Regions from separate parts of the Homo sapiens genome. Here region 2 is linked to region 1. Evidence: chromatin loops called from intact Hi-C (ENCODE). Cell type or tissue: gastrocnemius medialis. All regions are shown on one strand. Links, peaks and the distances in the headings refer to the core of each region. The heading gives the core; the rest is flanking DNA.

Region 1 (3,749 bases), core at 448-2,947:
AACGCGTATTGTCCACCTGGTCTCTAACTCTCTGAGGGCCTGGCCAAGTCACTCACCTCCTCTTTCTGTCCCTCTAATGTAAGAGGCTATTAATGCTTACTTCATAGAGGTGCTGTGAGAGTTAATTAAGGTTTGCTAAATGCTTTGAAATCCGTGGATGAAAGGCCCAGTTGGGGAGAACTTTATGATTATTCTCATGCATCATCTTAAGAAGTGTATGGTGATGATACCCACCTGGTACTTTTCATCTTCAAAGTGTTCTCCAGACATTAGCCAATTAAACGTCACAGTTCCCTGCCCAGTCAGTGGGTGTCCTCCAGGGAGGGAACCACGCAGCAAGTGGGTGACTCCTTCCCCTCTTGGCCACCAGGGAGTGGTGGTCAGAGCCAGGATTCCAGCTCCTCCAGCTGCAATCTTCCGCTGGGCTCTGTTTTGACCCTCCCAGCCCTCCATCTTTTCTGCTTCTAGGTATGGTGAGGACTGCTTAGGCTCCGGGACTCTGAAATCACGTTGCTTCTTATATAGTGTGTGTGATGCTACTCACTGAATGTTTTCAGTGGTGAGATGCATTTTTTCCCTACAATTGAACATCTCTGAAATCAGTATGCATCTTATAACTGATGAAGGGTTATAGTTCAATTAAAAGTGTTTTTCTTCTTACTAGTAAATAATATAATAGTGCATCATACAATTGTTGTCGTATGTCAACAATTGTTGAAATATATTACCACGATTTCTATTTGTAGTTTATTGTAGATTTGTAGTTTTTTTCCTGCTGATTTTCTAGAAGAACGTTTCTTCTCTCCACCCCCATGATAACAGTAACATATGGTCATTATAGTACATGGAAAATGCAGATAATTAAAATGAAGGACAGGCAACAATAATCCCAAGTTTCACAACCCAGAGGTCAATGCCAGTAACACATTACTATATTTTCTTTCAGCCTTTTCTCTTTTCTTTATTAGGAACAGTTCCCTCCTCTGGTTATAAAAGGAACTTATGTCCCCTGTAGAAAAATCTGAAAATACAGAAACTGGTGTAATACTAACTACAAAACACTGATAATCACATCGCCCAGAATGACCACTATTAAAATTGTAGTAACTATTACATTTCTATATGACATAAGTGAGCCATGTTAGTTATTTTTAAAAAGACAAAAAAAGTCTATAGTTAACTTTCAGATAAATTTCCTTCTATCTTATATCTATTTGTCTATATTTCTATCTGGATATATATGTGTCTATATTTATATCTATGTACACACATACAATTGGAAACATAAAGCATGTATAATTTCCCCTGATTTTTAAATTTAACTTGTGTGCTGTTCAGTGGTATCTATCAGAGCTTATGATTATATGATTGATATAAATACTCTATGACTCAGCAACTCTATTCTTAGGTGTATGCCTATATTTGTTTGCTAGGACTGCCGTAACAAAGTACTACAGACAGGGTAACTTTTTTTTTTTTTTTTTGAGACGGAGTCTTGCTCTGTTCCCCAGGCTGGAGTGCAATGGTGTGATCTTGGCTCACTGCAACCTCTGCCTCCTGGGTTCAAGCGATTCTCCTGCCTCAGCCTCCCAAGTAGCTGGGATTACAGGCACGCACCACCACACCCAGCTAATTTTTGTATTTTTGGTAGAAACGGGGTTTTACCATGTTGGTCAGGCTGTTCTCAAACTCCTGACCTCGTGATCCACCCTCCTCTGCCTCCCAAAGTGCTGGGATTACAGGCATGAGCCACCACACCCAGCCCAGACTGGGTAACTTAAAACAACAGAAGCTTACTTCTGTATGGTTCTGGACTAGAAGTCCAAAATTAAGGTGTCAGGGCTGGTTCCTCCTGAGGGATGTGAGGGAAGGATCTCTTCCTCGCCTCTCTCCTTGGTTTGTGGATGGCCGCCTCTACCTGTATGTTTGCATGGACTTCTTTCTATACGTGTGTGTATTCAAATTACCTCTTCTTATTAAGATATCAGTCATATTGGATTAGGGCTGACCCCAATCACCTCATTTTTAACTTAATTACTTCTGTAAAGTCTCTGTCTTCAAATATGGTCACATTCTGAGGTACTAGGGGTTAAGACTTCAACATATGGGGCCAGGCGCAGTGGTTCCTGCCTGTAATCCCAGCACTTTGGGAGGCTGAGGTGGGCTGATCTCTGAGGTATGGAGTTTGAGACCAGCCTGGCCAAGTCTACTAAAAATACAAAAATTAGCCAGGCACGGTGGTGTGCGCCTGTAATCCCAGCTACTCAGGAGGCTGAGGCATGAGAATCGCTTGAACCCATGAGGTGGAGGTTGTGGTGAGCTGAGATCCCACCACTACACTCCAGGCTGGGCAACAGAGCGAGACTCTGTCTCAAAAAAAAAAAAAAAAAGACTTCAACATATGAATGAGGGGGCACAACTTATTCCCTAGTAATACCCAAGTGCTTATGTTCACCAAAGAATGTACAAAAATGTTCATAGCAGCTTTATTCATAATAACCAAAAATCAGAAGTAACCCAATGCCCAGCAGCAGTAGAAAAGATTTAAAAACGTGATACATTCATACAATGAAATACTATACAGCACTAAAAAATCAACTTCCGCTACACATAACAACATGCATGAATCTCACAGATATGAAGTTGAGCAGAAGAAGCCAAACACAAGTCTCCAGACAGTTTGAGTCCATTTACATGATATTCAAGAATATGCAAAATAAATGTATGATGATAAAGTCAGAATAGTGGTTAGCTCTTGGGTGGGTGTGCAGTGGAGATTACATAGGACTACCTATGTGTCCAGACTCAGTGACTGTAAGCTTAAGATTTATGTACTTATGTTAGACCTCAATGTTTATGAATGCTCTTACAGAGATTCCCTGTATTACTAGAGATTTTTCTAAAACATGCTGTCCAGTGACTACAAAATGTCCCATTTTTCATAAAATGGCCAATGATGGCTGATCACTTATCACATGCCAGGGACTGTTCTAAGGACTGCTGGTACTAAGTGAATTAATCCTCACCAAACCTTATGAGGTTAGTTACCAACATTATCCCCAATTTGCAGATGAGGAAAACCAAACACAAAAAGCTAACTTCCTTAGGTTAACATCATGAGGGGTCACCAGCAATCTGATTAAGAGGTCACATGCTCAACCACTCTGCCACACTGTCCTTCTGGTCAGGCATCATGACACCTGCCCCTCCCTCTCCCCATGCAAACAAATTGCAATTGATTGGCTATTAGGTTGGTGCAAAAGTAATTGCGGTTTTTGCCATTACTTTCAGTGGCAAAACCTGCAATTACTTGTTGTCTCCTTGTTGGACATTCAGATCAATACCTTTTTTCTCTATTATAAATAAAGCAGCAACCAACAGTCTTGTATCTTTTTCTGATTTTTTTTAAAAAAGTACATCTTTTTCTGCATCCTGATTCTTCCTGTAGCATAGAGCCCTAGGTTCCTACTACAGCATCCAAGTCTTTGAATTTGAGAGCACTTGATCCAAATTGCTAATTTGTTCTCCAGATAAAGTAGCTCATATACCTGCAATTAGCTGCTCATTTACGTATCTTCATAACACATCTCACTTCTATTAGGCCACCCAGAAAGGTCCCGGTCACTGGCCGTCAGTTGATTTGTGCTCAGAAAAGTTAGAATGAAAATGCTATTTATGTGTATATGTGTGTGTGTGTATTATATAGATAATGTTGATGAAATAAATACCCACACATACACACATGCTTC
Region 2 (3,749 bases), core at 437-2,936, 740 kb before region 1:
GGCAGCTATACCTTTGTTTTTGGTTATTTCTAGGTTGAGCTGAAAGAAAGCAGTTTGCCTTTGTTCACATTCCACTTCTGACACTTGGCAACCATCTGTCCTCAGGCAAGTTACTTAATTTCTCTAAACCCCAGTTTCATCACTCGTAAATGGAGATAGTGGTAGTACTAACTTCGGGGTTAGTACTACCACTATCTCCATTTGCAAATGGAGTTGTAAGGACAAAGTGAAATAAGACGTGTAGAGCCCTTGACAGAGGGCCTGTTAAGTGTTAGCTGCGGCTACCACCATCATCACTGGTATGGTGATCATTATTGTAATAGTTCATCAGGGCCTTGCTTGTTAGATTGTTTGACCATGCTTTTGCTTCCCTAATTACTAATCCTCCCAAAGGGTATTATCTTAAAGTCTGTTGGTCATTAATTATTTTCAGTTACTAAAAGTCATTTTGTATTCCCTGAGAAAAATAAATTATGACTCTGCAGAAAGGTTATGATTGTAAGTATGAATCCTGCACAATATCAAAATAAAGAATGGTAATTCTATTTTAAAAGAGGCTTTATAGGAATCTTTAAACAATGTAATAGGCCTCTTTTTCAAGGATAGAAGGAACACACAGTGGCTGGCCTCATTGTTTACATTTTTTCACGCCATATATTTGAAGCTGCCTAAGTAACTGTGTGTTTTTTTTTTTTTTTTTTTGAGATGGAGTCTTGCTCTGTCACCCAGGCTGGAGTGCAGTGGCACGATCTCGGCTCACTGCAACCTCTGCCTCCCGGGTTCAAGCGATTCTTCTGCCTCAGCCTCCTGAGTAGCTGGGATTACAGGCGTGTGCCACCACGCCTGGCTAATTTTTTTATTTTTATTTTTAGTAGACACGAGGTTTCATCGTGCTGGCCAGGCTGGTCTCGAACTCCTGACCTCAGGTGATCCCCCTCCCTCGGCCTCCCAAAGTGCTGGGATTACAGGTGTGAGCCACCGTGCTCGGCTGGTAACTAATATTTTGATTTTAGTTCACATCATCTATATATTCTTCATGCTTTATCTCAAAGAACACAAAAGTAATAGGTTGTATTCTTGCTTTACAATTCTGTGAAAAATGTTTTGAAGCTTCTTGTTAATGGCTTGTAGTAATTTTATGTCTTTTCAGTGAAGTATACGTGGTCTGGTAGCTTATCACCAAAGTGCAGTGAGGTTCTGGGATAGGGAAAGATGTAAAAAAATGATTTAATAGCACTTATTATTTTTACTGAAAACTTTGATTAAAAGTTAGGGTAGGGTGAAGAGGAGTAATGTTAAATAAACCCTGACCTTTAAACACTGCTTTACAATGGAAGAAACACGTTGCTTCTGCTTATTTGAGAGGAATTTATTGATGAAAAAGAAGGCATTTAATTAGGTGCCATTTTATTAGGAGCCTACACCAGATTGCTTAGGATTTCTAGGAGAGTGCAAATAATTATTATTAACTACCTACTATTTTTACCATATCAGATTTAGGCTAATTTTATATAAATTATATTTATCTTTTAACTCATGTTGGGTCATCTAAATAATACATGTGTTCATACCTGTAAGAAAGAACTTGGAGAATAATTATCCTATTTTAAATAATTATAGAGGACTATAGTTTTTACATCTTTGCTTTAATGAGATTTTGCCATGGGTTATTTGATGCTAGATTTTAGTTTGGAATGAAGATTCTAATTATGGTCCTGCCCTTATGGAAAATGTGACTTGCTTTATAATGATCCTCTTTATGATATGGTTTTCCAGGAATGCATTGTGGCAAAAAGCTGGGATTCTGTATGTCTTACCCCAATATAGCTAGCATTTCATTTGTGTGTGCAGTTTAATAACATGGCCAGCAGATGGTGATCAAGTATAATGAAAACCCACTTGTGGTTGAAGAAGTTAATCTATGTGAGCAAACATTTTTCACTTTAAAAATATTGATTTAATTTTTTAGTCTGGGCATGCAAAAGAATCTTTTTACTTTGTTAAACTCCACTTTTATATGTAAATGATACTATATAACATTATAAATTGCTCCTCCTGAAATTGTTGGATAATTTAGCAAGGAGCCAATCAATACCTTTCCTTCTTAGTAAAACCTTCTTAAATATTACCTGCCAAAAGTACATTCATTTTATTTGTGAATAACCCTGATGTTTGGGCAGATATGTGTTCTACAGCAGTACTGTTCAATAGAACTTTCTGATGGTAATGTTCTATAGGCGGCACTGTCCAATACAGTCGCCACCAGTAAACGTGACTATTGAACACTTGAAATGTGGCTGGTGTGATTGAAAAACTGAATTTCTAATTTTAATTAACTTAAATAGCCACATGTGATTAGGGGCTACTGTGTTGGGCAGAACAGTACCAGATCCGAATCTTCTGCTTGGCCATTGCAAAACCTGACTGACCAGATGGAGAGCTGGTGGCCTGTTCTCTGTCTCGGTGGGGATGTGGGGTAGGAATGGGGACTAGGGCTTGGGTGCTGGTGCATAGAAACTGGCTCTGCCACATGGGAGACCTTTCTTCTGTGCTTACTTGCATTTCACGGGCAGCTCCCTTTTTTGGTGATGATCACCCATGATCAACATCTAGTTGCTCTTGGTCAATTTCTGCTGTCAGAGGAGCTCCTACTAACAAAAAAGAAACTGTTTATAAATAAATATACACACACACACACACACACACACACACACACACATATATGTGTGTATATATATATATATTTTTTTTGAGATGGAGTTTCACTTTGTTGCCCAGGCTGGAGTGCAATGGCACGATCTCGGCTCACCACAACCTCTGCCTTCTGTGTTCAAGCAATTCTCTGCCTCAGCCTCCTGAATAGCTGGGATTACGGGCGCCTGCCACCACGCCCAACTAATTTTTGTATTTTTAGTAGAGACGGGGCTTTACCATCTTGGCCAGGCTGGTCTTGAATGCCTGACGTTGTGATCCATATGCCTCGGCCTCCCAAAGTGCTGGGATTACAGGCATGAGCTACCATGCTGGCCATTTTTTTTTTTTTTTTTTTGAGATAGAGTTTCGCACTGTCGCCCAGGCTGGAGTGCAGTGGCGCGATCTCCCCTCACTGCAACCTCTGCCTCCTGGGTTCAGTGATTCTCCTGCCCCAGCCTCCCGAGTAGCTGGGATTACAGGTGCCCGCCACCACGCCTGGCTAATTTTTGTATTTTTGGTAGAGACGGGGTCTTGCTATGTTGGCCAGGGTGGGCTCCAACTCTTGACCTCAAATGGTCCTCCCGCCTTGGCCTCCCAAAGTGCTGGGATTACAGGCGTGAGCCACTGTGCCTGGCCAAATCTGACTAATTTGACAATCTTTTATACAATGGACACTTGCTGATAGACACTTAACCTTGTACTCTAGAAATAGGACTGCTACATAAATGAGAAGTGAAAACTGCTTGTTAGAGTACACAATAAAATACAACATTTCACACATATAAAACCTCTTAGCTACTCATTAATTTTCAACATTAATGTGCTAATTAAATGTCACTCTTAGGTATTTACTAAGATGAGGCCAAGTGGCAACTATTTGTAACTGGGATGGAGCAGCTTTGAAAATAATGGTCCTTGGGCCATTTAGGCTTTTTTCTCCCCCAGTAAGTCAGCTTTCTGACAATTTAGTCACATTTCTCTTTTTCTTTCTTTTAATGAGTGAGGCTTTGTAATGACATCTTTTAATTTCACAAGTTTCTGTTTGTCAGGTAATA

The links. A loop is a pair of places that touch in the nucleus more often than their neighbours do. Peaks named below come from ENCODE experiments on the same cell type or tissue, not always from the same donor. Only the 100,000 strongest peaks of a DNase experiment are listed, where the experiment ranks them.
Region 2: it touches region 1 in a loop (7-fold over the local background); 10 of 110 quality-filtered maps call a loop at or near these places.

Annotation. Positions count from the first base shown.
Region 1 is chr17:65,420,155-65,423,903 of GRCh38, reverse strand. No RefSeq gene overlaps it. Among named protein-coding and RNA genes, the nearest start is that of LINC02563, 36 kb to the left of the region's middle. In gastrocnemius medialis, for the core only: no CTCF peak of the experiment used is centred there; no DNase peak of the experiment used is centred there; H3K27ac peaks cover 563 bases.
Region 2 is chr17:66,163,857-66,167,605 of GRCh38, reverse strand. The region is part of intron 4 of CEP112 (centrosomal protein 112); the gene reads left to right. Among named protein-coding and RNA genes, the nearest start is that of CEP112, 26 kb to the left of the region's middle. In gastrocnemius medialis, for the core only: a CTCF peak has its summit at 1,849 (motif pointing right); no DNase peak of the experiment used is centred there.